Regions from separate parts of the Homo sapiens genome. Here region 1 is linked to region 2. Evidence: read pairs that join two places in POLR2A ChIA-PET (ENCODE). Cell type or tissue: MCF 10A. All regions are shown on one strand. Links, peaks and the distances in the headings refer to the core of each region. The heading gives the core; the rest is flanking DNA. Region 1 has its middle 51 kb from the start of CNIH3-AS2. Region 2 overlaps LINC02765 (long intergenic non-protein coding RNA 2765).

What was found. Peaks named below come from ENCODE experiments on the same cell type or tissue, not always from the same donor. Only the 100,000 strongest peaks of a DNase experiment are listed, where the experiment ranks them.
Region 1: POLR2A ChIA-PET joins it to region 2 with 5 read pairs; 1 of 35 experiments calls an interaction of 5 or more read pairs at or near these places.

Annotation. Positions count from the first base shown.
Region 1 is chr1:224,563,095-224,567,484 of GRCh38, forward strand. It overlaps a transcript of CNIH3 not described here. Among named protein-coding and RNA genes, the nearest start is that of CNIH3-AS2, 51 kb to the right of the region's middle. In MCF 10A, for the core only: no CTCF peak of the experiment used is centred there; a DNase peak (open chromatin) is centred at 2,267.
Region 2 is chr1:225,459,648-225,464,037 of GRCh38, forward strand. The region is part of intron 2 of LINC02765 (long intergenic non-protein coding RNA 2765); the gene reads right to left. Among named protein-coding and RNA genes, the nearest start is that of LINC02765, 5.9 kb to the right of the region's middle. RefSeq lists an enhancer at 846-1,527. In MCF 10A, for the core only: no CTCF peak of the experiment used is centred there; DNase peaks (open chromatin) are centred at 1,224, 2,004 and 3,474.

The DNA.
Region 1 (4,390 bases), core at 290-4,289, 900 kb before region 2:
ATGAAAAGCCATGCCCAAGAATGTTCATAGCATCATTACTCACTATTATTAATACAAAGCAAATGTCCAGCAGTAAAATGTGGTCATGCTTCTTGTACAGGCTGCAGAACCATAAGCCAAATACACCTCTTCTTTTTATAAATTACCCAGTCTCAGGTATTCCTTTATAGCAACACAAAATGAACTAAGACAGTCACCTCACAAGGGTGTGAAGTGTTGATTTTTGGGGGGTTATGGATAAATCGTATCACTGTCAGAGAAGGGGAGAGAAGGACAATAGAAAGTAGAGCAATGTAGAGAAGGAATGATCGTTATGGGTGGGTTGGCAGAAGAAGGACAATACTACATTGAAATATTTTAGACGGGGTGTGTGTGTGTGTGTGTGTGTGTGTGTGTGTGTGTGTATTCTAGCCTCAGGGAGAGTGAGAAGAGGGGATTTGGTGGTTGGAAGAGAAGAGTGAAAGAGATATTGGAATTAGAAAGATTCTGAAGAACTTTAGAGTACTTAAGATTGGCATCCATTAGCCTAGGCTCTGTCAGCTAGCCAGTATTAAGTATCTCCCGTGGCTGCTGTTCAGTACGGATGGGACAGATGTTGTGTCTTAGGGAAGGGAGCTAGACTTTGAAGCTCCTTCCATTCTAGGATTGGACAAACAGGTATTTATTTAAAAGAACCAGATGGTTCAAAGGAATTTCTAATTTTATACTGTTGGGCATCAGGTTTCAAACTAAATTTGGGCTCTGTCTTCCAGCTTTCCTGTTGGCCCTGGATTGAGAATAGCCTCCTGTTTTACCAGCCATCTGGTCCCTCCAGATCTCTGCTGCTGAGTGACAACTCCAAATATCTCCCCACAGAGAGGACAGAATCTTAAACAAAATCTATAGGGTGAATATACATTTTTCTAATAGGTGAGATCCTGGAAAGGAATAGGTCCCCACTTTGAAAAGACCCATGTGATGAGAGTCACACTTATGTTTGATTTGATAAGTGGCTTCTTGAGCAGCCACATATTGAAGTGTACTCTCTACTGGATAGTCCATACCTGTGCTTCTAGATCTTTGATTTTGTAGAATTTCCTTTTCTAAATAAGCAGGCTTGTGTGCTAGTAATTCATCACATAGTATCAATAACTGTTTATAAATACCTGCTTGTGTGCTAGGCACTGGTGGCACAGAGTGGTAGAAGAAGGTGTCACTACCAGTTTGAACTATATCTCTGGTTTTCTAAAATGACGAAAATGGAGAATGATTTAGCTCTAACCATGACATGAATTTTTTGAGGAATAAAATCTATTATTTTCAGCAGGACCGTCTCTGGACAGAAGAGGCTAAGGCCATCCCAGGGCTTGATTTGTCTCCAGTGCAAGACAAATCGTACTATGAAGTCTCTTTGCTTCCTATTCTCAACCCCTCCCACTGGCAACCCAGCATTTTTATCAGGTCAAAGTGAATGACAAGGGTTAAAACTTGAAGAGGATGAGAAATCACACAATGCATCCATGTGACCAGAAGGGCTGACGATACTTGGATGGAGGTGTTACCACTTGGTTTGGTGAAGTCTGGGGTTTACATGCTTTGGAGGCATGTGTGAGCCTCAGGCCCTTCCTTCTGAGCAGCAGATGGCAGAGCCACCTCAATGCACTCTGCCAGCTGCCTGGTTCATGTGCCTGGGTGGGATTGTCCTGCTCTACCTTCCACAAGGATGGCTTTGTCTGCCAGAAAGAATAATCACAACTGAAACAAATGTGTAACGATACCTGGATAGATACAGCTCAATTGGCTCCTGACAGGCCTCTGGCTAGGAGGGCCTGAGCAGTTACAGTGGGAAGGTGGATGGTTTAGGACCAGACAGATGGTGGGCAGCTGTCATCCACTGCATCCCAGTCCCCTTCAGTCTCACATCACAAATGACCCTAAGGCTATGTGTGAGCAGATTTGAAAATAAAAAAGGTTCAGTTGATTCCATTTATCACAAGTTTTCTCAAGAACAGGCAGGCAATAAAACTGGTCCCCATTCCCCCAAATAGATTTTGCAATGCTTGAGGTCTCCTCTTAATATATAATGGAGGAGTTGCTAGGGTAGCTGATCTGAGTGTGTGTATGTCTCTGTCTAATAGGTTTTTCTTGCAAAAAGTCTTATAGTTATGGTTTAAGTTCTCATTGCCCAACTGTATACTCTGAGTCACTGTCCTGTCACAGCCATATTTCCGGCTGGCATTGTGTCTGCAACCAAGAGTGTGACTGCAAGAACACAAGGCACTGTGCAAAGATAGATGAGCTGTATGAGTCAGGAGTTCTGCTCTCCAGGTCTGAGGCTGTTCATTGCCTGGGTTTGTCCAGCGGGCCTGAAGCCATGGAGAGCATAATATTTAGAGGTGGCGAACCCGACACCACCCTGCTTGCATTCTTTGCTCCAGGCCTTCTGACCTAGTTGTCCTTTTCCTGTACCCCATGCTTGCTCCCTGAGCCCTACGCTTGCTGTTCTCCAGATTGAGGCTTTCTCCTCTTGCTTCATACTCCCCTCCCTCAGCCCACTATGCACTATGTCAGGCCAACTGGTCTTACTCTGCAGGAGAGTCTGAGATTCACTGTTGCTTCCTGTGGGGAGGCTTTTCTGAGCCCCCAGGCCTGGTGCTGTGTGCTCCCGTGGCAGCCCCTGCTTCTCCTGTACACCACATATTGCCAACTTGCTTCTGACTTTCCCCTACTGAGCTACATTCTCCATGAGGTAGGGAATTATGTGTTTATTTTTCCAGCACAGAGCTTGGTGCACACTGGGTGCTCAGTGGTTGAGCAGATGAATGGACCATCTCGGTGATTCTTTGCTTCCCTCACACTGAGAAGGTCTGGCCAGCTCGTTTCCCTTTCTCCTCTCCCTTGTTTCTTGCTGAATCTTCTGGAGCACCAGTGAAAACACAGTCCTTGCCTGGCTTTCTGTTTTTTTTTTTTTATTCTCTCCCCATTGCTTTAATTAACTTAGAAATTCAGTGGACTCTTAGACAAACAATAGAATTTGATTATCTCTATAGTATACCTGGATGCCACTTCTCTGAAGTCTGTTTGAATGAAGTGATAAAACCTTGTATGTTTTGTTTGTTTTCCAGTTGCCTCCTGGTTATAAAGCAAAGCCAAACTGGAGAGACCAGTGCCAGAGCCTTTATTACTAAAAGGTCAGCATTACTTGCAACTCTCTTTGGTTTGGGGCTCTTTTGTGTCACAGATGTTTTCTTTCCTTTATTTTTTTTTTCAGGATTAAGCATGAGTTTAATTTCTTCTTCTTTTTTTTTTAAATTATACTTTAAGTTCTGGGGTACATGTGCAGAACATGAAGTTTTGTTACATAGGTATACATGTGCCATGGTGGTTTGCTGCACCCATCAACCCGTCATCTACATTAGGTATTTCTCCTAATGCTATCCCTCCCCTATCCCCCATCCCCTGACAGACCCTGGTGTGTGATATTCCCTTCCCTGTGTCTATGCTCTTCTTCCTCAACTCCCACTTATGAGTGAGAACATGTGGTGTTTGGTTTTCTGTTCCTGTGATAGTTCGCTGAGAATGATGGTTTCCAGCTTCATCCATGTCCATGCAAAGGACATGAACTCATCATTTTTTATGGCTGCATAGTATTCCATGGTGCATATGTGCCACATTTTCTCTATCTAGTCTATTATTGATGGATATTTGGGTTGATTCCAAGTCTTTGCTATTGTGAATAGTGGCACAACAAACACACATGTGCATGTGTCTTTACAGTAGAATGATATATAATTCTTTGGGTATATACCCAGTAATGGGATTGCTGGGTCAAATGGTATTTCTAGTTCTAGATCCTTGAGGAATCGCCACACTGTCTTCTACAATGATTGAACTAATTACACTCCCACCAACAGTGTAAAAGCGTTCCTATTTCTCCACATCCTCTCCAGCATCAGTTGTTTCCTGACTTTGTAATGATCGCCATTCTAACTGGCATGAGATGGTATCTCATTGTGGTTTTGATTTGCATTTCTCTAATGACCAGTGATGATGAGCATTTTTTCATATGTTTGTTGGCTGCATAAATGTCTTCTTTTGAGAAGTGCCTGTTTATATCCTTTACCCACTTTTTGATGGGTTTGTTTGTTTTTTTCTTGTAAATTTGTTTAAGTTCTTTGTAGATTCTGGACATTAGCCCTTTGTCAGATGGATAGATTGCAAAAATTTTCTCCCATTCTGTAGGTTGCCTGTTCACTCTGATGATAATTTCTTTTACTGTGCAGAAGCGCTTTAGTTTAATTAGATCCCATTTGTCAATTTTGGCTTTTGTTGCCATTGCTTTCGGTATTTTAGACATGAAGTCTTTGCCCATGCCTGTGTCCTGAGATTTATAGCATTTGGACCAGAAGAT
Region 2 (4,390 bases), core at 171-4,170:
GGCTCAGGAACTTGCTAGGATCACACAGGAGGTGGTAGAGCCAGGATTTGAGTCTGGTGGTTGACTCCAAAGCCTGCATTCCTCTGACCCCAGGGCTTCTGGGCTGGGTGTTTAGGAGGTGACATTACTCTCCGAGTAGAGGATACTGAAGGAGGGACAGGGATGTGGGGGAAAGGGGACCAGTTCAGTTTGGGACACAATGGAGTTGAGATGCCTCTGGATGTCCAGTCACAATTCCTACAATGAGTTATATGAATCAGGAACTTTACAGAGAGGAAGCCTAGAAACAACAGATTTCCGAGGCCTGGGCACATGTCTGTTCTCCTCGGGAGTGGACAAGCTCAGGTACAAGGGTCTGTTTGGGAGAGAAGAGGCTCAAGGATGAGGACCTAAGGTCCTTGCTACTGAAGAAGGGAGCCCGAGGACAGGACCCAGCCACGGAGGCGGAGAGCAGTCCCGGGGTAAAGGCAAGGCGGGTGGGAGCCCCGGAGCTGAGCATGGCCAAGCGAAAGGTGCAGGACCTCAGCGATCCGTAGGGTGAGGACTGACAGGATCCACTCTGTTTAGCCACAGAGCTGAACAGGCACAGTCAGATTATCCCAGGGGGAGGAACGAATGAGGGTGAAGAAGAGGTGACAGGGAGGCCGATCTGGATTTTCCCACGGAAGGAAATCCTTTTTCAGGCCCCTGGTGGCAAAAGGAGGAGCAGAGGGAGCATCTCCAAGAGTCCTCGGCAGCTGCCTCTGGTACCGCCCACCCCACCCCGGGCCTCTGTTGGTGTCTGTGGTCTGGGGGCTCCCGGGGCCATCCTCCCTGCAGCCTAGGGTGCAGACAGCCACCACCTGCCACCCAGATCAGCAGTCATGTAAGGGCTTCTGTTGAACTGGTTTAGGAGCATAACTATAGTTGGCTGAGGTCTGGGGATTTTTTTTAAGCTACAGAGTATTTTATGGGGTTTTGCCAAAGGTTGCATTCTGCTCAGAAACCTAGCCTGTCCCAACTATTCTTTCTTGCCATGCTTCAGGAAAATCTAATCTACCGTAAAAGCAGCAACCACAGCTATGAGAGCTAAGCCAGGTGCCACCTCGGGTTAAGGTCCCTCAGCTGCCTTAACCCCTGCAAGCTCCTCTCCTTTGCAGCCACCTCCTGACACCTCATATGACACTGCCCACCCCACAGGGCCTTTGCCCATCATTTCCTCTAGATAAACAATTACTGAATGAATGAATCATCCACCAGCCAGCTCCCCCTGCCAAGAGCAAGGAAGCATCAAGGCCCCTCCCCTCTGTCACCCACACCTCTCACTGTTACCCCAACAAGGGTGCCACCCAAGGTTTCTAGTTCGAGAAAAAAACTTCCCAGACTCGCATTGCTAATCACACCTACTGAGTATAAGTAAAAGCAAGTGTGGCTCTCCCCGACCAGCGGGGGATGGTGGGGAAGGGGTCTTTCCTGCACAGCTGGCAGATAGGCACCCCTGGCTGCTGTCTTGCCTGGGCTGTGGAGGTAATTTCATTTCTCCTGCAGCCTCTTCTCTCCGTGTCCAGCTGTCCTTGCCTGTTTGATGCAGGACAGCACAGGGAGCTTGCTGCTCCTGCCTGGAGCTAGCTGGAAGGATGAGGTGGCTTTGGAAGGATTTGGAGGACCTACTCCCCACTTCATCCTCATCCACGGTTCCTCTCCATCCAGGTTTGCTGATGTTTACCAGAGTCTGGAGGGCAGGCAAGGGGCAGAGCGGCAGCTGGCCAAGGCCCAGAGGGGTTGCAAGGTCACATAGAGGACCTTGGGCTTCACTGCACAGCTTCAAACATATTAAAACCCTGAAGGTCCGAAGATATATGAAACAATCCCCTAAAAATGAAACTGCCCAGGGGAGCCCTCTTTGTAGCTCACCTGCCCCTGCCGCCTTTCTCGTATTTCTTGAGGCTGTGTGCTCTGCTCTCTGGGACCAGATGGCCCGTTGGAGACTTCTGGCAAACGCCCCAGCTCCTCTGCCCAGACGATGCCGCAACCTCCACTCCCTGCCTGCCCACGGCCAGGCCAGGTTGCAGTGTCTCGAGCCTGCTGGGCTCTCAGACCAGGCTAGAAGAGTCCACCGGGTAAATTGTTTTGTCCCAAAGCCAGAGATGTCAGGAGGAGTCTGTGCCCCCTCTGCCCCGCCCCATCGCCTGAAGGAGCAGCACAGCTTCGTTTTATAAAACCAGGATACAGAACGGCCTGGCCCCAAGCCACCCTGGACCCAGCAGACCAGTCCTGCCCCTGTCCCCTCAGCCCCTTTGTCAGGACTGGTGAGGGCCAGGGAGGGGGCTGGCAACTCTTCAGGAGCAGCCAGGGAGCACAGCTGCTGGGATGTGGGGGTCTAGTCACCTAAAGCATGACAGAATATCTGGTGACTTGGGGACCTACCTACTTGTCGGGAGCAGCAGCTCAAGGGCAAGAGAAGGTGTTGAGGGAAGGAGGGTCAAGGTGGCTGGGGCTGGAAAGTCTGGATGACTGGCCATGGGGCCACATCACTCATCTCCCAGGACCTCCTTCAACATCCAGACAACAGGAGCACTGCCCCTACCCTGCCACCCCATGGCCTGCCTCAGGGGGCCTGGAGCCCGGGGCCACCTCCCTCTTTTGACCCTGCCTGCGCAGCTTGCCTTCCCCGCTCTCTCCAACCCACAGCCGCTGCTGTCCCAGGGCCCATGGTGGTGGGAACAGCCTCTCCCATATCCCCCTCACGCAATAAAAGCCCATTTACCTGCAGACCAGCTCAATCCAGCTCCAGATTCCCAGGGAAGAAACTGAACAGCCCACCCTGGCTGGGCTCATGCTCATCTGGGTGGAGGGTCTCATTGAACCTGGAGCAGTGACACAGACCAGTGAGGGAGGGTCTCACTGGGCAACGGTGGAGGACTGCTCTGGCTAAGGGGTTTGCTGTGGACTAGAAAGATGCTCCCAAAATGTGTTCACCTCAGATGCTGCGACCATCCCTATAAGCTTTATAAAATGAACCCGGGAAGTAGGGAGGGGGGAAGGAAAATAAACCCAGCTGGCAGCACATCCAGCGTTTGGCACGAGGCCAGCCCGCTCCCAGACCCGCTTCCTCAGAGGTGTTTGCCTATTGCCCTAAAATCACGTAGACCCCGTGACAAGATTAAGGTTCCCCGTCACTGTTCTATAGATAACAACTTGAACACTATAAAATGGTAAGTTTTCCATTTGAGATATTCTTTTAGGTCCTTGCACACCAGTGACACTACTGATGTCAGCTGGTCTCAAGGACCCCACGGGAACAGACTCACAAAGAATGGAGTTTCCACCTCCTGGTGGCTTCATTCCCCTCACTCCAACCAATCAAAGACCCCAGTCTCCCAACCCCTCACCCTCCATGATCCCCTTAAAAATCCCAGCCCAGAACTCCTCAGGGAGATGAATTTCAGGGCTTCCTCCCATCTCCTGGCTTGGTGCCCTGCTATTATTTCCCTGCTGTCTCGATGTAATTGGCCTGTTACTGCACAGCGGGCGTGCAAACCTGTCAGTCCTAGAGCAATGCCATCTTACAGAGGGGGATTTCAGGAGGAAGCACAGGCGTGGGGAGAAAAGCAGTGAGTCTGAACAGCCCCTGCCGCGTGGAGTGTCTGGTGGGATCATGCTCTGCAGAGGCCCAGCTGGAGGCGTGGATCTGGGAGCCATCAGTAACCAGGTGGGGAGTGAGGTCATGGGGGTGCAGGTCACCCCGAGGAAGAGAGATGAAGGGGCTGAAGAAGAGGCAGAAAGAAGCATCAGCAGCTGAGAACACAGTGGAAGGGGGTGGAGCAGGAGCAGTCAGGGAGGCGGGAGGAAAACAGGCAAAACAGCCTCCCAAGGAAGAGGAGGGAGGGGAGGGGAGAGGTGCACAGGGCCTGGTGCTGCTCAGAGGCCAAGCAGGATAAAGCCTGTGAGGGGACAGGGCTGAAGGAGCAGTTCTTGGCAAGGCCCCTGAGAGGGGTGGGCTGAATCTGTAGAAGCAAGTGGGAGATTTTCAGGTGGAGAATCAGGCAGCCAGGTCTGCAGGATGAGAACACATCCTGTGCAAAGACCCCAAGGAAGCAGAAGGCCTCTGGGCAACTTCCAGGGACAAGGAGTTGGCACAGGGTGTGGCGGTGGGGAGTGGTAGTGGGTGTGGCAGGTGAGACACTGAAGAGGTAAAAAAGAACCACACCCAAAATGCTCACTGCACTGCTGAGCTGAGCACACCTTATTCTGTAGACTGGAACTGCAGCCCCAGGGCCAAATCTGACCTGACACCTGTTTTTGTGAATAAAGTTTTATTGGAACACAGCCCTGCCTGTTCATTTGCATACTGCCTGTGGCTCTTTTCACCCCATGATGACCTTATGGCCTGAAAACATTTATAAGTGGC